Linked DNA regions of Mus musculus: regions 2 and 3 are each linked to region 1. A link is a loop called in an ENCODE intact Hi-C map of the cell type or tissue named here. Cell type or tissue: left cerebral cortex. All regions are shown on one strand.

Region 1 (8,000 bases):
CTCCCCCAGCTCTTTGCCACTGTCTTAGCCAGCCTTCAGCACTGTCTGGGGGCTGTTCCAGACTGGAGGCTGGATGTTCCTGTTTCAGCAGAGATCACAGAGAGATGGCATGCAAGGTGCCACCAAGGCCCCCAAATGGGGCCTGCATGGAGTTGGGAAGGAGGCTGCTCTGCCTTCCAAACAGCACGGTCACATTTTCCCAGGAAGTTTTATAAAGAGTTTGGGAAGATGTGGTTATTTCTTCCTAAAATTGCCCAGAGTCCTAATTATAAGACACAGAGTTCGTCTCAGTTCCCTGAAACGTTATGAAAGAGCTAAATGAATGTCAGGCTTCCTTTTATAAAAAGAAACGAGAAAAGAGTATGCAGATTAAAGAGAAAAAACCCAAGCAGAGGAAATGAGCTAAAGACACTGGCAGGCGCTGGGGGTGCAGACACACCAGGGCGCACAGCTGGTGGAGCAGAGAAGGCGAGAAAATGCAGTCCTGGAAAGAGAGCCCTTCCTTCCATGTTGCTTTTCTGGATGTAACAAAATACCTGACCAAAGCAACTTTAGGAAGAAGTGGCTGTTGGCTTTGGCTCACAGTATGAGGAGATACAGCGCAACCAGGATCAGAAAGACAGCTGGTCACATTGTAACCAGTTAGGAAGCCAAGAGCAAGGCTCACAGTATGAGGAGATACAGCGCAACAAGGATCAGAAAGACAGCTGGTCACATTGTAACCAGTTAGGAAGCCAAGAGCAAGGGATGCCAACAGCTGGCTGTCTCTGTTTAATTCAGTGCAAGACCCCAGTCTGTGGGATGGTGCCACCCACATTTATGCTAGATGATCTCCTATCTTAATTAACCCAACCTGGAAAAGTCTCTCACAGACACCCCCACAGGCTTGACTCCTGTGTGATTCTTGCTCCTATCAAGGTGGCAGTCATCATTGATCATCATAGCTCCAGTGATCTGGGATCTGCTAGTGGTCAGCTGCTTTAGAATGTCACCCCTTCCTGATACTGGGAATATATGCGCGCCCAGTCCCACTCTGCCTGAGACATCCTGTGGTTGAACCTGTGGTAGACATGTTCCTGGCTCCTCCCTCACCTATACCCAATTAGACTAATTCTACTTGACTTCTTGGACAAGTTCCTCCCTCAGTTGGCCCTGACTCTGCCTTTGGCTTTTGCTCTTCCTCTCCAATCTGCCCTGGGCCAAGTCAACCCCTCTTGGAGTTTAAACAACAGAAATCTGCACCAATGTCTAGCCCATCTCCCAAGAGCATTGGTAACCTCCCATGCCTAGTCTACAGCTCTACAGAACACACTCCAGACACCCATCACATCTGCCATCTTGCTTGGGTGCTGCTGCAACCATCTGAGGCCAACCTCTGATGGCTCTGACCTAGGAGGAACATTAAGACCATAGGCTGACACTTATCACCGGGTGGTTATGCATGATCAGTCAATAAAATGAACGTAAGTCCCTCGACAGACTCCTTTCTACGTGGATTCTTCCTCAAGTACCTTTCTATCTTTCCACCCTCTCCACATCCATGGACACCAAGCTGGCCATTCCCGTTTATCTCCCACTGGGCTGAGACAAAAACCAGGACAGTGTTAATTCTCAAGTATGTTTGATGACTCCAGGAACGTTGACAAGGGCCTTAAGATTCATCCCCTTATTGGCAGGATGGGCGGATGGGTTGGGGGAAGAAAGCTGGAGCTTTCAGAGACCTGGGGATTCTTGTATTCTACAAAAACGTGGCAGAACAGAGGTCCAGTCCGGCCACACTGGCACCAAGATGTCACAGAAGGACATCCAGACTGCTATTGGCTATTGTCATCCAAAAGGACAGGAGCAAAACAAATCCTAACCCTTTGCTCCATTGGGGCAGGAAGGCTCTGGTTGCTGGGGCAATGCCGAAAAGATTCCACATGTAGTTCTGATGTCTGGTGTCATGGAGGCATTGAGCCACTAAGAGGACAAAACTACATCCTGGGACCAGAAGCTCCCTTCAGGTGAGGGAGGAGACCACCCACTGAACATTTCTGTCCCAAGGGGAGTCAGCCATTGCCTCCGTGAGGTAGACTCTTTTCAAGGAAGTCATAGTTTAGGAAGTCCTGAAGTCATAGCCTTTTGTTAAGGAACTTTGATTTCCTTGGGGCTTTGATTTGTTCTGTTGGACACATGAACTCCACAAGAGACAGACAAATGCATTTACTTTATAAATGATAGCTTACCTGTGTGAGGGTATTTAATTATCTCATTGATAAAATTAAGAATTTGATTTATCCAACTTGAATTAGTGCAACAATAGATGACTTGTCCTGCAAGCTTCATTGAATGTCACATTTATCTCCAAGACAGTTTTGGGAAGACAGATTCCTGGATAAATAACTTCATTCTCCAAGTCATCTTCTTCCTGGAACCCCTGGGTGCTGAGGATTCCCCCCTCTTTCCACAGCCTGGATTTGTCACTTTTACCTCCTGCCACTGTGAGTTCTGAAAAGCCCAGGTGCATAGTGGCACAAAGCAAGAGGACCTAGTTTGGGGAGTTTGGGGTATGTGACTGAGGTATTGTGGCCCTGCCTCAGCCTCGCCTTCAGTTCCACAGGAAGGCTGTATCTAAGCCAAACACGCCTCCAGCCCCTATACATCCCCATAGCTCCCCGCACTCAGCCCCCCATCCCACACACTCTCACACTAACCCCGCCCCCTCCCATGGGCACACTTCAGATATGTTCACACTCAGTCGCACATACCCTCTGCAGACAAGTTCATGCACACTCATACACACAAGGGTATGACTGTCACAGTCCCTGTGAGCAGCATGCCCAGCTGCTGCCCTGGGGGATCTGCTTTGCTGCCACATTCAAGTGGTTCCATCAGAGATGTTGATGACTTCATAGCCCTCACATGACTGCCCTCCTGTGTTTCCTTGGTACCGATGCTGGGATACTTAAGACTGTTTCTGGGCCACCAGTCCAAGTCAAATGTGGGATCTCTGATTATGCTTCTCCCAGCTGCCCAAGGGTCTCCATCTCCTCTGCTCTGAGATACTCAAGAGAGACTTCAGAAGGATCAGTCCAGCTCTGCCACTTAACAGACATCCCCCACCCTCACACACTCTCTTTGTACCACATCCCCCTGTTACAGTTCTCTGTTTCCCTGGTCTTACTACAATCACTCCCAATGGATCCTTCGAAAAACTCAGGGAAACCAACAGAGGCTGAGACTGAAGCGAGCCTAGCATCGCTCACTCTGTCCTGGGAAGGGACATAGGCTGCCAAGGCAAGAGCTTGTAGCTATAATAGCCAGTAGCTGACATGTTGGAGTGGGTCTGCAGGGATGCCCCAGGACATTGCCATAGTTGGGCTGATTCACTTGGAATGATTGAGAACAGAGAAAACCCAACTGTGAAGTCACTAACCAAAATTGCCATTTAAGAAATGCTAGATCCTCAGTGTCCAAGAAGGTGGAAGGGGGCCCTGTGGAAAAGCACTAGAGGCACAAGCTCCCATTCAGGAGACAACTCAATAGGAACAGTTCTGAGCCTTGAGTGTGACTGTGCTGTCCCACCCGAAGAAGGAATTCACAACGCAAACCAAACCACACTCCCAGAGATGTGAACAGCAGGAATCGTAACAGAGAAGAGATAAAAATACGGTGGCAGCCCCTTCATTTGGAGGATTGTTAAATAAGCGAAGCAGCTGGTGCAGGAACTCAAAAACCCATTTTTAGGCAATATTAACAGGAAAGCTCCACTGTAGGTAGGGGAAGCTGTTGCAGGCATGCACTGCTGTGGCCTGTTTGTCCCTTGCTGGGGAAGAACCCAGGGCATCATATAAGCTAAGCAAGCACTACGTCCATTGAGCCATCCCTCAGCCCAAGAACAGACTTAGGAGCCTAAAAAAGTACATGGAGAAGGGGGTAGCTGCTGAGCGCAGAATGCAGTCTGAATAGGCAGGCAGCCACAGCTATGGCAAGGGTGTAAGAGAAGGTAAAAATCTCTCAGAGCCAGACACAGAGGAGCTCAGAGCCTGGGACCCAGCAGGGCTGTCCTCAGAGTCAGACACAAAGGAGTTCAGAGTCTGGGACTCAGCAGGGCTGCTCCTGTGGACCCTGAGTCCCTGAGGTCAGCTCAGATCAACCCCATCACTGCCTTTGCATTTACCTGGATCCCACTAGGATTCCTCAAGGTCACTCTAGTAGTGTGGCATCAGAGCCTGCTTGGTGTGCAGGGCAGTTTTATGAATGCTTCAGGACCTGTCCCCAGGAGCCCGACCTTACCTCAGTGCAGTCATCCCACTGGCTGCTGCCCACTGTCAGAGTACACACGTAAGGACATGGAGGCCTAGTGGTAGCACTGGAATCAAAAGATAGTGATTCATAGCCATTACCCAGCCCTGAGCCTGGAGGTCTAGAGCAGCACCCCTCAAGCAAGAGATCCCAGACTCGATCAATCGACATTGCCAATGCCAAGGGTCCCAAACAAGTCCAGCTGTGGTTGAAGCCTCAGTTCTCAGACCGCCACACCAGCCTCAGAGCCTTCGACTTACCACATCCCCCTCTTATAGCATAGTTGCTCTTCTGGCCATGTTCAGTCTACAAAAGCCCAGCCAACCGCACACTTAAGACACATGTACTCTTTTTCTCCATTAAATTACTTCAGTAAAAAGGTTTTTTAAATGCTACATTTCAAGACAATTTTCTCAAGGAAGGCCTTTTAAGCAGCTGCTTTGAGCCCTCAACTCTTTCCCCTGAAGCATCGGGCATAACAGCCTTGGACCTCATTAAAATCAGAAAGACATATATAAAGAATAATGTTCCTTTATGGCAATTTGTTGGGCAGTATTAAAGTGCACATGAGGCTCTCTAGAACAGATGTAAGTTCTCAAGATACCCTGGGAAGATGCAACCTCAGCGACATAACAGGGCATCGTGTTGTCCAGGAAAGGAGACACGGGCAGAAAGCCGGTCTAGTTTGCTTTTTAATTGCCGTGGTGAACATCATGACCAAAAACAACTTGGTGAAGAAAGGGTTTATTCACCAATCAAAGAAAACACATGGTGGGACTCGTGGCTCGAGCTGCATATGTAGCAGAGGATGACCTAGTTGATCATCAATGGGAAGAGAGGCCCTAGGTCCTGGGAAGGTTCAATGCCCCAGTATAGGGGAATGCCTGGGCCAGGAAGTGGGCGTGGGTGGGTTGGGGAGCAGGGGGATGGGGGAGAGGATAGGTGATTTTCAGAGGGGAAACTAGGAAAGGGGATAACATTTGAAATGTAAATAAAGAAAATATCTAATAAAAAAATTTTAAAAAGAGCCGGACAATGGTGGCACATGCGTTTAGTACCAGCACTTGGGAGGCAGAGGCAGACAGATCTCTGAGTTCATGGCCAGCCTGGTCTACAGAATGAGTTCCAGGAAAGCCAGGGCTGCATAGAGAAACCCTGTTTCGAAAAACCAAAATAATAAATAAATAAATAAATAAATAAATAAACAAACAAACAAACAAATAAATAAATAAATAAAAGGGTTTATTTCAGTTTAGAGTTTACAATAAAGGGAAGTCAAGAACCTGGAGACATGAACTGAAGCAGAGACGGTGGAAGGATCACTAAGCTTACCGGCTTAGTCCCATGGCTTCCTCATCTGGCTTTATATAAATCGGCACCACCTTGCCTGGGCGTGGCAGCACTGACAGTGGACCAGGCTTTCCTACATTAATCATTAGGCCAATCTGATGGAGATGTCTTCTTACTTAAGGCTCCCTCTTTGCAAGTGGCTCTGGTTTGCTTTAAGCCAACCAGCACACAGAATCAGATGTTCTGAGCCGAACAGCAGGAAAATCCAATTGCTGATGTTAGCTGGGGACTGGGGAAAAAGCCAGGGTCTAGCCTACACCACCTCTTCTTGCCTTGCTATATACTCTCCGGAGAGAATCTAACTTTAGAAAGACTCCTAGACCATGAATATCAAAGCCTCTCAGATGTGAGGCATTTTCTCATAGACAGTCCCGAATCCCAGGGTGGAGGTGGCCAGTGGCCACTCAGTGACCCAAGCACCCATGGGAGTGGAACAGGGCTAAGGCGGTGTCAGACAGCTCCTCAACACTCTTCCAGCCACAAGCCCTTCCAGACGATGTTCTCAGGCCTTGCTATAGTTTACAGGCAACTATAAGGCAGGTGGAGAGAGTCTTGCCCGCTCTATCCCAGCTTTAACACGCTTACACCCGACATAGGGGCTTCAACTTAAAATTTTTTTAAAGCCCCCCAAAAAAATAATAATAAAGTGAAGGAAAATTCCAGCTTGAAATTTTTCTAATAAACTGCTCACAGCTTGAAACACAGCCGCCGTTAACTTTGGCAGAAGTCCCTACCAACCCTTCCCAGACCATCAGTGCATAAACACAATGTAATATAGTGATTCAATTTTCTAAAGAATTGGTTAGCAATTAAACAGGATAGTTGAGAACAGATATTAAATTCCAGAGAGAATTGCCATTTCAACTTTAACTTTTTCTGAGTAACAAAAGGGGAATAAAAGAACAGCAAGGAAGTTTCTCTGGCATCTCAGTGAGAAAATTATAAAAATTGAGGTCAAGTGCCCTTTGGGATTCTTTAGATGAATCCATGACCTTGATATCACCGACATCACTTGATAGACAGCATCAAGGGTATGAGAGCTGTCATGCGTGGAGTTCAGCATTTTGTGTTTCCTTTTTACCCTGGTTACCAGTTCTGGGATAGCCAAGGAATTCTTGGTCCATTGCTTATGGGTCATTGGAAGGATCAATTGTTCTCAACAGATGGCTGCAGTCATTCCATTCATCTACTGTAGGGCAAACGCACTCCTCAGGAGAGTCATCCCTCCCAGATATATGCTTGTTTCCCCTAACAACAGTCAATGAGTGCCTTTGCCTTGAATGGCCATGTGCGGAATGCACACTTAGAGGACACTAGACAATAAAGGGAGAGGGGACCATGGGAGAGAGGACCACGGGAGGGCTTTGGCTGCTGGCAATCCACATTTCAAGTCTAGAAGCCAGAGAACTTCAGAGGAGCTCTGGGGGAACCATGGGTGGGAGCCCTGGGACCATAGGTAGGGCCTAAGTAAACCCTAGATAGAGCCTCAGAGGTGGCAGGTGGGACCCCAGGAACTGCAGGTGGATCTTGGGAACCAAGGGTGTGACTCATAAGAACTCCAGGTGCTATCTCTCAAGAAGCCACAGCTGGCACCTGAGGGAACTGTGGGGGACTTCAGGGAACTTCTGTGAGGAATCACAGAGAGATGTTAGCCCCTGGGCATGCCTGTAAGGAGAAGCTATTTATTAACAGGCTGGGTTCATTGATATGACAAAACTTAACTGTAAGCACCATCTTTCTATGATCTGGAGTTTTGAAGGGAATACAAAGGAAAGATCAAGCTGGGTATAAGCATCCACCGCTCTCTGCTTCTTCCTTGCACATGCAGTGTGATCAAGTGTCTCCTTCCCTGCAGGTGCAATGTGACCAGGTGTTTCCTTCCCTGCAGGTACAATGTGACCAGGTGTCTCCTTCTCTGCAGGTACAATGTGACCAGGAGTCTCCAACTTCTGCCACCATGTCTTGTCTGCTTGCTGGACTGTACCCTCAAACTGAGAGTCAAAATAAATCTCTAAAGTTGCTTTTTATTTACATTTTTATTTATTTTTGTTTGTGTCAGGACTCACTATGTAGCCTTAGATGACCTGGAACTTTGCTAGGTAAACCAGGTTGACTTTAAACTCTCAGAGATCCATCTGCCACTGAGACCTGCATGTTGGGATTAAAAGTAAGTGCCACTAAATTTGGCTTTAAGTTGCTTTGAAATATTTATTGATATTTATTTACCTGTGTGTGTGTGTGTGTGTGTGTGTGTGTGTGTGTGTGTGTGTGTGTATGTGTGTGTGTGTCTTTACTTGAAACTCCCAGAAGAGAGCACCCTGGAGCTAAATTTCTAGGTGGTTGTGAACTTCCTAATATGGGAG
Region 2 (8,000 bases), 80 kb before region 1:
ATAAATAAGTAAATCAAGAAAGAAAAAAGAAAGAAAGAAAGAAAGAAAGAAAGGAAGGAAGGAAGGAAGGAAGGAAGGAAGGAAGGAAGGAAGGAAGAACGGCTTGAAGCAAAGAACACATCACCAAGGAAGACTTTTGTTGGCTTCTCTCGGAAGCCTGAAGCCTCCCTCCAGCTATCCTACCTTGGCTGAGAAATTGCCCTTCCTCTTTGTGGGGAGGAGGAGTTGGGACCCATGCCTTCCCCTTCTCTGTCTCAAAGCTCTGCATCTCTGATCTCTTGGGAGAGTGCTAGCCTGTTGCCTCCACAGTAAGGAGACTTGGGGCCAGCAGCTGATGACTATCAGATGCACTCAACAGCACAAAGGCACACAGAGTCGCATCAGCCTGGCGTTACAGGTACAAAAGCAATCAGCTATTTTTGGAAACTGTATTTTTATGGGTAATATAATTGGAGGAGCTCCTGTTCCATTTTAAGCCTGCAGTTAACTAGGCCCTGGGGCTTGGCTGTTGCTGCAGGGGGGACTCTGATGAACAGGGCTCTCTGTGTGTGTGCCCCTCCAGATGTGAGTTCTCTGGGATAACAGCTGCAGATGCCTTGGTACAGAGGAGCTCAGAACAGTGTCTGCCTTACTACTCCAGTTTCAGTTTAAAATGCCCCCACTGCGTTCCTGGGCTCATATGTTCCCAGCTGGAGGAGCTGTTGGGGAGACTGTGGAATGTTTAGGAGGTGGGGCCTGGCTGGAGGAAGTGAGTCACTCAGGCATGGGTCTTAGGGATTCCTACCAGCCCTGCTTCTGACCCAGTGTCTTTCTCCCTCTGCTCTCTATTCCACTTGGATGTGAGCAAGCTCCTCCCACCAAGCCGTAAGCCACTCACACAGAGACTCCCTTCCCTAGCATGAGGGTCTCTGCGTGTACAACCCATATTCTGAGACAAAATGAATTCTTCCTCTATTCAGTTGCTTTCTTTAGGTGTTTTACACAGTGACAAATAACGGACGTGAGAACACTGGCCCTGGGTTGTAGGGCCATTTAGGCAATAGACATGACCACGTTCTTAGGCCTTCTGGACTGGTTTGCAAGAACAATATAGAAGCGTTGTGTGCTAGGGAAGAACCAGGGGCTATGAGAGCTGAATGGGCTTTTCTGGTGGGAGTCCAGACCAGGCAAGCATCAAAGGCCTGGGTCATGAGGTCTCAGAAGGGAGCAGGCTCCACTGGGAACTCGGCTAAAGGTCATTCATGTCATTCTGGCAAAGAATCTGGCTGTGTCTGTTCATGTTCTACAGTTTTTTTAAAAAAATTTTATGTATATGAGTACACTGTCTCTGTCTTCAGGCACACCAGAAGAGGGTATCGGATTCCATTACAGATGGTTGTGAGCCACCATGTGGTTTCTGGGAATTGAACTCAGGACCTCTGGGAGAGCAGTCCGTGCTCTTAACCGCTGAGCCATCTCTCTAGTCCCCATTGGTCTACAAATTTGAGAACATCAAATGAGGTGATTGGTTTGGGGGAAGAAAATTTGAAACAGCAAAACATTCCGACGGTGGCAGTTATTGCTCTGTGCATTTAGTGAGTGAACATTCAAAAGAGAAACTAGGGCAGAAGTACGGTTTTAAAAATGTGTTATTTGGCAAAGAGGGTAAAGAGTTTAAAGTTTCTGGACAAGGCAGTGAGGACAAAGAAAACATCTATCATTGTTAAAGAGATGACACAAACAAAAGCTGGACTTTGTACTGGGACAATAGGTAAGGTGCTTGAAGGCAGCCCCCCCCCCACTATAGACAGAACTTTAGGGCATAAAAAATGAAAATCCATTAGAAAGAAGAGTAGAAAAGATAGAACATTCAGGGTACCCTGTGGGAAAATGACTTCTTGGGAAGAGGTTTTTTCCAGGCTCTGCCAAGAAAACGCAGAGGCCACTATGGCCGTGGACTAAGGAGGCCTCCTCAGACTTCCGTCAGAACCTGGCATGGTGTGTGTGGTGCTTTCTTCATAGGCATCATGAGAGACAACAAGAAGGAAACTTGTATCGAGGCTCCAGAAAAGCTACTGAGGTCAGGCAGTGTATAGCAAGCTGTATACACTTGAGAGTGTATAGCTCCTGTAAGGAGCTCCCCAAGGAACTGCGTGCGAAGCTGTAAATGTGAAGCCTTAGGTTGCAGGGGAGACCCTGGGATATGAGGGACGCCTTCACCTAGCGAAGCTCTAAGCAAACACACGTGTGTCACGGGCAACAGAGAAGGAGGAGCGTAGGCATGCCCACGAGTGCTCAGACAGTGTCCTTGTGAGCTCTGATGCCAGACATACGGCTTCACGGGTTGGCATTTTCTCTCCTGGGTTCCTGTCTTGCTCCAGCCTGTCCTTCCCTTGTTGCACCCCAGTCCTTCCCTTTTGAAATGGAAATATGTACTCCATGCCACTGGATATGTGAGGTGTGTAACACACACTTTGATTTCCCAGAGGCTCACTGCTAAGGGAATGCTTTGAGTCTCAGAAAAGACACTTGGGCTTTTGAACAGCGTGGGAACTGTTAAGGGCTCTGGCGACTTTTGGGACTTACCAGGATGCATTGTGCATAATTAGACGGCCACAAGCCTATGGGGGCTTGGAGCGGAGTATAACGATTTGACCATGAAATGTTCCATTTGTATCATTAGGCCCCCATATGGTGGAACTGTTTGGGGAGGCTGTGGAAACCTCAAGAGGTGGAGTGTCGCCGCAGGAAGTAGATCACTGGGTGGTGGGTTTCAGGGGTTATAGAACTCCATCCTTCGTGGTTCTCTCCCTCCCTCTCCTTGGTCTACCCAGATGTAAAAGAGGTGCCACATCTGCAACCATGGGCCAGACCCATAGATGTGCCTTTCCTGCCACAACGAGCTAAATCTTCTCTAGTGTGAGGGAAATGTGCCCTTGCTCTCTCAGTTGCTGCTGGCAGTTGTAGAAGAAGGAAAGAAAGCAGTCAGAGACCACTTCTCGGGTCACACAAGGTCCCCAGATGTTCCCTCTCGTGCAAACTCCCTCATTAAGTATGAGCTTCTGTTTATGAACCTGGAATCACAGATTCCCCAATCTGTGAGGCAATCAGACTCTCATCACCTGCAAAGTAAGGGCTACCGTGTCTCATATTACACTGCCTCCCACTGCCCTCTGGACCTCAGACCATCCTCTGCCCCACCTGGTCCTCTGGACCTCATATTTCCTTCTGCCTCACATGGCCCACTTCCTCACACTGCCAGTGTTTAGGGCTCAGACAGTATAGTCTTCCCAGCTCTTCCAAAATTGCATATCTGTGAGCTAAGTGGGCGTCCTCATTATTTTTAGCACTGACAAACTAGGATGCTTGCTATGCAGCATTAGTGAACCAGGAAGATGGCGTGCTGCCTGCTACCCGGTCAAGGTCAATGACAGGAAATGCAACAAGAGCCAAGAGGCCACCTGAGCATCAAACTAGAGACATTAAACCACTAAGCCTGAAAAGGCTAACTTGGCTTGACGGCCTTGCATTCTGACTGTGACCTCATGAAAAGCCACATCTGGTGATCTGTGGCTCAGACCAGGGCAACTGAGCCATACACTTGTTCAAGTGGCTTGAAAAGTCAAGCCCCTGCTCAGGGAAGGAGCTGGCTGAGCTCCAGGATCCCATTACTCCTGGGGACTTCTGTCACATGGCCTCCACTGCAGCATACGCGTGTCCTCCAGGAAGGGCTTGTGTCTAGATCAGCAACACAAGAGCACAAGAAGGTGACAGAGGGCCGCTGGGCAGGTGGCTCAGTTGGTAAAGTGTTTGCCACATAAGCACGAAGCCCTGAGCTGGGATCCCTAGCACCTATGTGTTGTATGACAGTAATTCCGGTACTGGGGAAATCGCCAGGGCCATATAGTCTAGTTAAATGGCTGATATCTAGGTCCAATGTCCCCAAGACTAAGGCGGAGAGCGATAAAGGAGGATGATTGACATTGATCTCTGACCTCCAGATGCTCCTTAACACTGGCAGCCCCCCTACAACACATAAACACAGACATGCATATACCCAAGAAAATAATCCCTTTTAAAAGTGACAGAGGTCATGAAGCAGAAGTTTGTGGGACTCCAAAACCACTTTTCTCCCCAAAGGAGGTCATCACTGAACACTTGCCTGAGACAACTTCTACCTGCTTGGAAGCCTTCATCTCATAAACATGAATCAGGAAGCTGTACTGGGTCCTCATAGCTTCCTCTATACCGCACCCACACTGTCAATCATAGAAGCTGCAAACTGTACACACACACACACACACACACACACACACACAGAGCCTTGGCTTGCAGCCCTCTACACACAAGTCAAAGTGGGCACAGGTGCATGCCCGCATGCCCTGAGGATCATTCACTCAGAAACCAGGTTAGGGAAAAGGGAAATTTGTAAACACAACCTTAGAACAAAGAGAGTCTCAACCAATCTCAACTGTACCTTGAAGACCCCTGAGTACCACAAGCATCAGAGACCAGACAAACACCAACAGTCACTGGTAACTCCCAACCTTCCGTGTCTCTCTGCTGTTCTGTCTGCGGTTTTCATGGTTTCTTCATATAATTGCATACCATTCTTCCTATAAAGAAAATATAGTGGTAATTCCATTCCCAACCTGACCAAATCAACTTTTCAAAAAACAAATCGATAACTACTTAGGAAAGACTTGGCAACTTGCTACTGGTACTGCCGATACAATGTCAGAGCTGCCATCATGTCCAGGAAGAGCCCTGCCACATCTCTTTCAGACGTGAGATGGATGTGTCCAGTGCTTCACGTATTTGCATTTGCGGGAGTGGGAGTGGGTGGGCTTTCTTAGGTTGAGGTTCTCTGACCCTGCTTCCCTCGGCTGTGCTAAAGAGACTTCTCATGGGTGACACTGGGCGATTTCTCACAGGGACTCTTCTTGTTAGGTGGGACCAAGTCTGTTGGAGATGTGTGTGTGTGTGTGTGTGTGTGTGTGTGTAGGCATGCATGTGGGCGTGACCACACACTTGAGCTTATGCAATTTTGTGGGTGTGCCCACACACATGGACTCACAAGATTGTGTGGGTGTGCACACACATATGTGTTCTTGCAATGTGTGGGCTTGCTTCTTCTAGTGCTCTCCACTCTATGCTTTGAACCAGGGTCTCTCACCTAACTTGGAACCAGGTTTGGCAAAGCTATGTAGCAGCTGAGCTTGAAGGGAACACTGGTCTCTGTGCTCCCTCCCTCACCCCACAGGGCTAGGATTCCAGACGCACACCACTATGCCTGGCTTTTACACATGTGCTGGGGGTCTGAGTTCAGGTCCCCATGCTGGCAAAGCAACCACTTCACACACCTAACCAGGTCCCCATTCCTGAGGTCCCAAACCTCAAGTGTTCTTTTCTACAAATTCGCCTCTAAATCTGTGGTGGTTAATCTCCATTGCTAACTTGAAATGATTTTGAATCCATGGGAACATACCTGTGGGTGCGTCCCTGAGAAGTTAACCAGCAAGGAAGCCCCCCTCTAGATGTGGGTGGCACCGTCTCTTGGGTCCTACACTCAATCAAAAGGAGAAACCAGGCTTAGCATTGGCGTCTCTCTGCTCTGTGACTACAGCTGTGACGTGACCGGCTGCCTCAAGCTCTTGCCACTGTCCCTTCCCTGTTATAAGATTGTACCCTCAAACTATAAACTGAAATAATCTTCTCTTTCAGCTTCCCTTGTCACTGGTACCAGCTGTGAGTGACCTCTGGCAGTGATGCCAGCCCCTTGGGTATATGCTGACATGTACTGGAAAAGACAGCATAGCTCCCTAAAAACCATAGACCTTAGAATCCTTACCTGGCAGTTTGAAACCAAAGAGATGGGGTGAGGAGGTGTGGTGGGAGTGAAGGGTGGGCAGTTTTGTTCTTTGATACAGGCTCAGACCTCTTCTCACAGCAAGCATGCCCACTGCGTCCCTCAGTGGTGCACAGCTGGGGGTCCAGGCAGTGGCACTTCCAAGGCACAGGTCTTGAGGAAGCATACGACCAGCACAGGGGCAGCTTGGCAGTTGCTGAGAGCTAGCAGTGTGAAGGTCTGGATTAGCAATCCTGCTCCCAGGTGTTTTATGTGTGTGTTTGTTTGTTTGTCTGTTTGTTTGTTTTTCTAGAGACACAGAGTGTACGCTCACCAAGTACCTGGGGTGTCTTCAGTCAGGGTTTCTATTCCTGCACAAACATCATGACTAAGAAGCAAGTTGGGGAGGAAAGGGTTTATTCAGCTTATACTTCCACATTGCTGTTCATCAATAAAAGAAGTCAGGACTAGAACTCAAGCAGGTCAGGAAGCAGGAGCTGATGCAGAGGTCATGGAGGAATGTTACTTACTGGCTTGCTTCTCCTGGCTTGCTCTGCTTGCTTTCCCAGGACTACCAGCCCAGGGATGGCACCACCCACAATGGGCCCTCCCCACTTGATCACTAATTGAGACAATGCCTTGCAGCTGGATCTCATGGAGGCATTTCCTCAAGGGAGGCTCCTTTCTCTGTGAGAACTCCAGCTGTGTCAAGTTGACACACAAAACCAGCCAGTACCTGGGGTGAGCATAGTAGCAACTCCAGTTGTGACCATAGTACACTGGGAACGTCCAGGGCCTTTGTAGCCGAAAGGCTGAACTCACTACAACACACTATGTCTCGTCCACAGAGGAGACCCAACAGAAGCAGGCCTGTGGCAGGAATCCTCACTCCCACCCTGGGCTGGTGCTGGGAACATAAAGGAGTGTCTTTTCGCCTAGAAAGATGGGGCACTGAGAGCAAAGAAAGGAGTCCATCTGAGTCCAGTTTGTCACACCAGTGAGTTTAATGGTATTCCTTACAGGAACATGGCTGACTTTTGGAGACCCATATCACTGAAAATCTCAGCCCAGCATAGGTGACAAATCATGAAAGCTATGTCACCAGAACACCCTGGGCAGCTTTATTGGCGGTTACATTCCTGAAGCGATTCCCTCACCCTGGCTTCATATTGTTTGCCTCTTACCTAACTTCTTGGGGGAGAGGGACATCCTGGAAATCTCCTGAAGGCTCAGGAGCTGCCCCCTGTCTGACAAGCTTAATAGCATCTCCTGAGGGTTTCCGGTGAGTGACCACAGAGGCTCTTACTCAAGACAGCCACTGTCATGTGTGCCTCCAGGGTGCTGTCCTGCTGGGTTCCGGTGCTGTATCACTGGGGATAGCAGCTGTGGATGGAGGGCTGAGCAGTGCCTCCAGGGCTTGGGAGGAAGTGAATAATGACATGGGGTCGGTCATGGGCGTCAGAGACCACAAGACATCCAGGGCCGTGACTGGGTGACCATACACTCTTGTGTCTTAATAGTTATAGACCAGCACAGAGAAAATGAATATGACCACAGGGTTACAGCAAGTGGGAATCTCTCATCTCACTCTCTCCTTCAGGGGAGCATGGACTTCTCAGTGACTCACTTAGAAGCATCCACTGGTGGGAGGGGGGATGGGCATGAGCCTATGGTCAATGGGCAGGGACAAGCCCAAGGGACCACAAGGAGTAGGCCTGCAGAGTCCCAGGACCTGGGAGGAGAAAGGGGTCCTGATGTCTGATAAGTGCAAAGACTTCCTGAAGCTCTCTGGTAAGGAGTGATTTCCCCCCCCCCCTTCCCAAGTATCCAACTTCCTAGTTTCCTAGGTGATGTGTAGTGGTCAGGCCAGGGTACTGAGGCCAGGGGGCTGGGCTCTGAGAGGTGAAAACTTGCTGTAGACAGAGCCCTGTGAAATACTGGCAAAACTCTGATCATCTGAAGGCAAGGTGGAATGACCAGGGTCCCCAGGGTGTAGTCCTCCTTGCTCTGGACTCCTGGTTGCCTTCCCACTAGATTCTCGCCCTGCTCCCCAGGAGGGCATGCCAGAAGCATCTGGCATGGGATGGTCAGGTGACTCCTAATGAAGGAGAACCTGCACTTACTGGACAGAAACCCCTCAGCCTGAATGTAGGCACAATCGGAGGAAACCAGA
Region 3 (8,000 bases), 93 kb before region 1:
GCTGAAGCCTTTGATAAACACACTTAAAATTGCTGAAGGGCACCGACTATCAAAGTGAAACCAAGGGATCAAGATTCTGGACCGAGCTGCTGAAGAAACAGCTCAGCAGTCAAGAGCACTTCCTGCTTGTCTCAAGAACCTGGGTTCAGTTCCCAGCACCTACATGGAGACTCGCAACTGCTCATGACTACAGATCCTGGGGATCTAATGCCTCTGACCTCTGAGGTACCAGAAAATACATGGATAACAGGCATAGAGTAAAAAGGTTTTGTGGCAGATCGTTTTTAAAAAGCACAACAGGGGCTGACAAGATAGCTTAGAAGGTAAGGTGCATGCTCCAAGTCTGATGATCTACATCCAATTCATGGGACCTGCATGGTGGAAGGAGAGAACCAACTACCCACAGTTGTCCTCTGACCTCAAGTGTACCATGGCATGCATACAACCACTCATCAACACCTCTGTACCCCCCCCCCCACACACACACAGAGTAAATAAATACAAAAGAGTAAGTTCAACATATATGCAATCAGAGCCCTGGGGAGGAGATAGGGCAGGGAGATTAATCGAACAAAGCAGTATGAATGCTTACCAGCCCAGAACTTGCCAAATACCAAATTCTCTGTCTCAGTTCGCTTTCTTCTGTTGTGATAAACACCACGACCTAAAGCAACTGGGGGGAGGGGGAGGGGGAGGGTTTCTTTCATCTTACACCTTACTGTCCATCACGAAGGGGAGCCAAGCGGAACCTGGAGGCAGGAATTGAAGCGGAGGCCATAGAGGAACGCCATTTACTGGCCCACACGGCTTCTTCCACCTGATTTCTTATACCACCCACTGCCCAAGAGAGGTGCTGCACCAGTGGTCTGGGCCCTTCCACATCCATAATTAATCAAGAAAATGTCCCTCAGATTTGCCTACAGGCTAGGCTTATGGGGAATTGTCTCACTTGAGAGGTCTTCTTGTCACAGATGACCCTAGCATATATCAAGTTGACAAAAAACCAAAACCAAAGCAAACCAAAAACCAAATATGTGCATTAATCAAAACTGTGAAAACTTACAGACCTCAAGAAAAATAAGTTTAAGAAATCTAAAGCTAGATATACCACAGTGAAGTTCCCCAAAAAGACCAAACCAGACACACACACACACACACACACACACACACACACACACACACACACCTTAATGTCACACAGTGAGATGACTACAATAGAGAAACAAATGTGAAGAGCCTGTGACAGCAAGAGTGCGGGCGAGCTGTGGCTCTCTCCTCTCTCCATTGTTGGAGAGGATGTATAATGATATACAATGGTAGAGCTGCTAGGAATAGCAATATGTTGGCTCTTCCAGAAATTAAAAGTGTGTTTGCCATGTAATTCCGAAATTCTGTCTTCAGGTATATCCTCTGAAACAATGGGGGAAATTGCCCCAAGAAGATCTGTGCACACTGGTGTCTACAGCAACATTGTGTACAACTGCTCAAAAATGGAGTCGTCTCAGGTGTCTGGTGGGGGAACAGACAACCAAAATTCCATCTGTTCATACACAGAGCTATAGAGCAGCCTTGGAAGGGACAGGGGACATTCTGAGATGTACCAAAGTACTGGTGGACCCCAAGAACACAGTCACAGAAGGACAAAAACCGAGTTCAGTCGTGAGGGTCCTGATGGAGTCAAAGCTGGAGAAGACAGGAGTCAGAGCAGTAGGTGCTAGGGGAGCATGCAGAGGCAGGGGGTTGGTGGGATTGGGGCAGAGATGGCTGAACTGTGTGCCAGCAACATCCAAGGTGGTATAGTGTATACATCCAGTCTGAGACGGTGTTGGGAAGAAATTTGGATGAGAGAAGAGGAGAGGAGATTATTTAAAACAAAAACAAAAACAAATGAACTTGACAGCTGCTTTCTCAGCAGAAAACATAGAAACCAGAGGACAATAAGTAATTGCGGCCACTCAAGTGCTAAGAAAAATAATTACAAACTTAGAATTCTATGCCTGTGACAACATCATCTAAAAACCAAGGTAAACCAGGGGGATTTTCAATTAAACTTTGAGAAAATTTGCAGCCACAACACATGAAGTAACGGTAATGCATGAGAGAAGTCTCCTGCAGGAGCGAAACGATCCGTGATGGAGCTTTGAATGAGGAAGTGGCAAGTGCCCAGGTCGGTCTGGGTGAACACTGAGTGCTTAGAACAGTGTGTATGTGTGCACATGCATGCATACATGTATGTGTTGTATGGATGTGTGCTGGTATGTGTGCATAGGTTTGTGTGTAGGTGTGTACACTTATGCACTCGAATACAGAGGATGGACAATAACTGTGTATATGTGTGTGTTGCATGTATGTTTGTGTGCTGGTATGTGTGCATAGGTGTGTATAGGTGTGTGCACCTATGCACTCGAATACAGAGGACAGAGGATAACTTTGAATGTCCTCCTCTATTGCTCTCTTCCTTATTCCCTGAGGACAGGGTTCCACTTAACCTAGAACTTTCCCTTTTCTGGCTAGGCTAGCTGGCCAGCACACCTTTGTGATCTCCCTGACTCTGCCTGACGTCTCAGCCCCAAAGCTCGGGCCACAGGAACCCACAGCCATGCCCTGCTGTCTACCTGAGAGCTCAGATTGAATCCAGGCTTGTGCTTGCATGGCATGCAGGCTTACCCAAGGAGCCATCTTTTCACACACACACACACACACACACACACACACACACACACACACACTCCCCTATTTATTTTTAGCATATAAAACTATACTTACATAAAATAAATATTGAAGTGTTCTATTGTATATGATAATTGCATGCTATATAGATGTGTATTTTATTTCACAGTTTTTCTTTCAGAATTCTATAACTGAAGAATGCGTTTCTCCCATCTTAGAGGCTGTGAAGCTCTCCCGAAAGAAACTAAAGGAGTATGGGGGTAAGGAACTGATAGAGAGGAAAACAGAATGTAAAGAAGAAGCCTGGTACTAAGGCAAAGAAGAAAAAGATGAAAAACAAATGAAGCAAAGCCAGAAAGAAAAGGAGACAGATACAAATGCCAGAACGCGAGTAGTACTTATCATCCCTGCAGCTGCTGGTTCTCACAGGGTTGATCCGGAATTCCTGCCCTTCATGACAAAAATAAGCAAAAAGCCTAAGGGTGTGGCTCAGTGCATCAAGGAGCACTGGCCTAGCCTGCAGAAAGCCCTGGGTTAGACCCTTCCCTGCACAGGGTGGCCAGGAGCACACGACTTGAACAAGCCATTGACAAAGGGTCCAGCCAACCTAATGAGTCTGTGGTGGAGAGGCAGAGAGAAGACCCACTTTCACCGTTCACTGACGTGGGCAGAGCTTGCCGCCTCAGGAGTGCAGTGAGGCTTATTCAGGAGCCCTTCTACAGTGACTTCCTCCCAGTGTCACACCCAGCAGAGTGACACATATGAACGCCATCAATGTTTCTGCAGCAGGATTGCTTCATGGTAGCATCCAGGTTCCAAGCTCCATCAGGCTCTGCTGCCAACACGCTCAGGAGGGCAGCTCTCACACAGGCTGTAGACACTGCAAAGTTTTTCTCAGAAGGAGCCCACAGAGAGTTTCTGAGCCAAGGATAGTTCTTCTAAAAGACCCAGGCCCTTGGTTACCCAGAAAAACTCTTTATTGGAGCTGGTCACCCCATATACACCCAGTGAGCCATACTCTGACATGTTGGCAATATTCTGTGTAGAAGTTAAATTTTACCGAAGGAGTTTATTTAAAAACATTAAGAGAGGTCAAGAGTTGTTTTAGGGCTGTGGTCATTTAATTGCAGATATTCCAGGAAATTCCTCATTAAAAAACACGGGCTGGAGGAAGATGTGGTAACCACGTTAAGACATGGCTCCAGATAGCCCAGTGGTGGCGCCTGAGGGTCAGAGTGAGCATGCCACAGGGATACTTCACAAGCTTCAGGGTTAGGGCTACCCACCCCACTCTAGACAACTCTGACCACAAGTGCAACCCCATGGCAGGCAGGAGAACTCATCTTGTTCCAGAGGAGTGGCTTATCTAAGGAACACTCCTTGTGGGAGCTCAGTGTTGTTAGTGGTCCTGGGCATGTGGGTGGGTTTATTTTATTATTTGTGTGTCTGAACTTGCTAGCCAGTCTGCCTTGAGGAGACCAAACAGTCCAGATGAGCTGGAAGTCAAGTCCAACTTGGCCTTGGATAAGATCAGGGATATGAATCGAATGCCTAGGCCTCTTTGGAAGATGGGAATACTGGCTGGGGTAAGCAGAGCTTCCCTAACTCACCTTCTAGAATGAGCCACATCCTCTATGAAGGTACCAGGAGGAGTAGAGCATCCAAGTGGGGGTGCCCCAACATACTGGGGTTGGACTTAGACCTCCCTCCCTGGCTGCAGAAACCCTAAGGAGGGCAATTCTTTTTCTCCATCTCAGCCATTTAGCAGGTCTAAGCCTATTCTCCTGGAATGGGAAAGTAAGGTGAAACTAGCCCTGACCCCAGGAGCCACTTGGTCATAGAGAAATCCCTAGACCCGAGTCAGCAGCTTTGTCTTAGGGTCTGGGGCCCTGTTTCCTCATCATGACTCAGCCACAGTCCCTCTTTTGACAAGGAGAGGCCTGGACTGCTGAGCTCCTTGGAGACTCTGAACTCTGAGCACTAAAGCCACAGCATCTTAGGAATCCCATCAGTTCCTGGTTCCCACTCCTGGTTCGTACCTCCTGTGAGTGGGCCCCTTTGCGTCTGTGTCTGATTCTTATTGGCAGAGTAAAAAATACATTTGGGACATCAAGCATCTCATGGTTTTCTCAGTTTGAGCATGGGCAAGTGCTGAGAGTGCCAGTTCCAGGATGCCAGGATGCCCTCAGGCTAATGGTAGTGCCTGTGAGGGAAGTGCTCCCCAGGCCAGACAATCACAGCTTCAGTGGAATGGCTTATGGAAGCTTCAGATGCGACAGTACTCACTCAGTGTGCTTATTGGTGGTGTGGCCCTAATCAATTATGCAGCTAATCCATCTGGCTGCTCAGTAATGGTTCTGTTCTACACGTTAGAGACCCTTCATTCAACAGAACAATGAGGAGTGACAGCGATCACTCTCAACTGCTTAACCACCTCTCTAATACCATTCTAGTTTTTTTCATGAAAATTATCTTTTTAAATTAATTAATTAATTAATTTTTGAGACAGGGTCTCTCTATATAGCTTAAAATTCACTGTTAGACCAGGCTTCCTCAAGCTCATAGAGATTCACCTGTGTTTACTCCTCATGTTTTGGATTAAAAAAGCATGCACCGCTATTATGTGTTTCTTGTTGTTTGTTTGTTGAGTTTTAAAAACAGGGTGTCACTGTGTAGCCCAACACTTATTTTCTTAATATTTACCATTTTTATCACTTCCTAAAGCTGCTTTCTTCTTATCTTTTTATTGTGCCATTAGTGCATTTTAAAGTGTAGGCACCTTCCACTGGCTCGTTCATGGTCATGATGTGTGTTGAGGGGTCTCTCAGCTTCATGTCTACAAAGTGGAGGACAGTCTTCACTCTGCTTTTTTTAATGCATCAATGTGTAAACCTCTCAGACCAAGTGTCTCCATGGAAACCATCTTTATGCCTCCATTGAGAGTACATTTCTTCTGCAAACATAAGATAAAATGTGTCAAGTGAACTATATCTATTTATGGTTCTTCTGAATGTTTTACCATATTTAGTTTCTGCAAAATTGTAAGACTTCTCAATTTAATTCCTTTCTGGTACAGAGTATAAATTTATCCCATTAAAAATAGGTGCTCTCTTGAGAGATTTCCCCCACAAACTAAGATATACCAAAGGAAAGCCACAAAAATCTCAAATTTAAATCTTATACACAAGAGAGATTTCATCTATGCAATATGATCTGTTCTTCCTTTGAATTTGTGCCATTTACATTTAATATAATTACTGTAAAGTCTTGCTATTTATTTTCTGTTTGTCCCATCTGTTTTTGTCTTCTTTTTTATGCATCAAGTGTATGTATGTGTGTATGTGTGTTTGAGAGAGGGGGGGAGGGAGGGGACAGACAGACAGACAGACAGAGATAGAGAGACGAAGAATGACTAACTTTATAGCCCAGGATGGTCTTAAACTTGTTTACCTTTCAGGTACCCGATTTCTAGGGTTACAGGCTTATACTACCACACCCAGATTCAAATACTATTTAAAGTTATTCTAAACATAAATTTTATGCTTTTCTCTTAGAGGCTGCCCAAAGACTCTTCCATGCATTCTCTTGATGTAGTGCATCAACTTTTTAACAGCAGTGGTACCACACACAGAGCAGTGCTGGCTATGAAGGTGCCCTGAAGAACCATGAGGACATGATGGAGGGAGAGTTGTGTTGGAGGGCAGTCTCAGCCACTGCACTTGTAGGTCCTCTATAGCATCATGCTAAGGCCACAGTCGCTGTCACAGGATGTCCAGCCAAGGAAAAGCATGGAAGAAGGACACAGTTAACTTATTCCTGCCCCGTAGAATCCCCTTGAAAGGTGATCCTAATGCAAGGCTCCCTGTAGCCTGAAGGAGACAGTCAAGATGATCTCATTGCTGTGCAGTCTGGGCTCCTCAACCCCACCCTCTCCCCTTTCCTCTCCTTCCATGGGTAGCAGCCAGCATCATGGTTCAAAGCGCTATTCACCTGCTCTGCTACCCTCCCTGACCCTTCACAGCTGTGTCCCCAGCAAACCTTCTGCAGGTCAGTGTCTGTTACTTTGTTGGTGGGAGGTTCCCAAGCCTGACGCACATGCTCCTTGCTGCTGCTGGCATGTTAGTAAGTATCCTTTATACTGAATCTTTACAAGTCACCCCTTCTTCAGTCCAAGGAACATGGCTTTTGTGTTTTACTGTTTCTTTTTTTCTTTCTTTTTAAAAAGATTTATTTATTATTATATGTAAGTACACTGTAGCTGTCTTCAGACACACCAGAAGAGGGAGTCAGATCTTGTTACAGATGGTTGTGAGCCACCATGTGGTTGCTGGGATTTGAACTCTGGACCTTCGGAAGAGCAGTCGGGTGCTCTTACCCACTGAGCCATCTCACCAGCCCCAGTTTTACTGTTTCTTGAACTGAGTTTTCCAACAAATTCTGTGCTTTCTCTGAACACAGTTGCTTTTGCCTAAACTAAATGAAACAAATAAACAAAAACAGTTTAAAATTACATTTAAGACAGAGACAGAGACAGAGACAGAGACAGAGAGAGAGAGAGAGACCAAAGGGTATGTGCAGAGGTCAGAGGACACAGTTTGGCACTAAGTTCTCTCCTCCTATCTGTGGGTCCTGGGGATAGAACTCAGCCTGTCAGGCTTGGTAGCAGTCACCTTCACTTACTAAACCATCTCCCCCCTTCTTTCTGATTTTGACCAATTTTTTTTTTTCTTCACACAGACTTTTAGGTTAGTAGAGTCCTCCCCAGCCTCTTTCTTCAAAGCATCTGTCATGGTCTGTGGTCTTGAGGATACAGCTATTACCCAGCACTTCTGCTTCTCTGACACACACTCCCTCCCCCTCCCCCCTCCCCTCCCCCCTCCCCTCCCCCCTCCCCTCCCTCCCTCCCTCTGTCTTCCTTCCCTTCTCCCTCCTCTCCTCTCTTTTCCTCTCCTCTCTTTTCCTTTCCTCTCTCAGATTACAAACTCTTGTGCCACAGTTTCTTGTTTATTTTTAAATCCACCAAATGAATTTCTTAGATTCAGATATTGTGGCTTTTAGTTCTTGGAGGTCTATATGACTTTTAAAGATCTTTGTCATTTGAAATCCTTAAGATTCTATTTTCTATATTTCCCTACTTAACATATTTAACATAGTTGCTTAAAATTTTCACTTGCTAACTGATACTTGAATCAGTCATAAATCCAATTTTCTTTCCCGTGGAGGGAAAAAACTTACAAAGGAACCTTAAGTAATATATTCCCTCAGGAATTTGAAGTTTCTAGGGCACTTTCCTATTTGGGAGGAATTACATCTTTTCCATTTTCTTCCTG

Evidence for each region. Hi-C counts contacts between places; a loop is a spot of excess contacts. Peaks named below come from ENCODE experiments on the same cell type or tissue, not always from the same donor. Only the 100,000 strongest peaks of a DNase experiment are listed, where the experiment ranks them.
Region 2: it touches region 1 in a loop (2.5-fold over the local background); 2 of 42 quality-filtered maps call a loop at or near these places.
Region 3: it touches region 1 in a loop (2.0-fold over the local background); 2 of 42 quality-filtered maps call a loop at or near these places.

The regions. Positions count from the first base shown.
Region 1 is chr1:92,291,675-92,299,674 of GRCm38, reverse strand. No RefSeq gene overlaps it. Among named protein-coding and RNA genes, the nearest start is that of Gm35992, 84 kb to the left of the region's middle. In left cerebral cortex, no CTCF peak of the experiment used is centred here; DNase peaks (open chromatin) are centred at 392, 3,656 and 3,931; H3K27ac peaks cover 1,532 bases.
Region 2 is chr1:92,372,006-92,380,005 of GRCm38, reverse strand. Gm35992 (a long non-coding RNA gene) reads right to left here and starts at 449. Exons shown (of 3, transcript XR_387273.1): 1 at 184-449. In left cerebral cortex, no CTCF peak of the experiment used is centred here; DNase peaks (open chromatin) are centred at 683, 2,425 and 3,312; H3K4me3 peaks cover 129 bases; H3K27ac peaks cover 3,991 bases.
Region 3 is chr1:92,384,619-92,392,618 of GRCm38, reverse strand. The region is part of intron 2 of Gm35992 (a long non-coding RNA gene); the gene reads right to left. Among named protein-coding and RNA genes, the nearest start is that of Gm35992, 9.1 kb to the right of the region's middle. In left cerebral cortex, no CTCF peak of the experiment used is centred here; DNase peaks (open chromatin) are centred at 3,157 and 5,591; H3K27ac peaks cover 884 bases.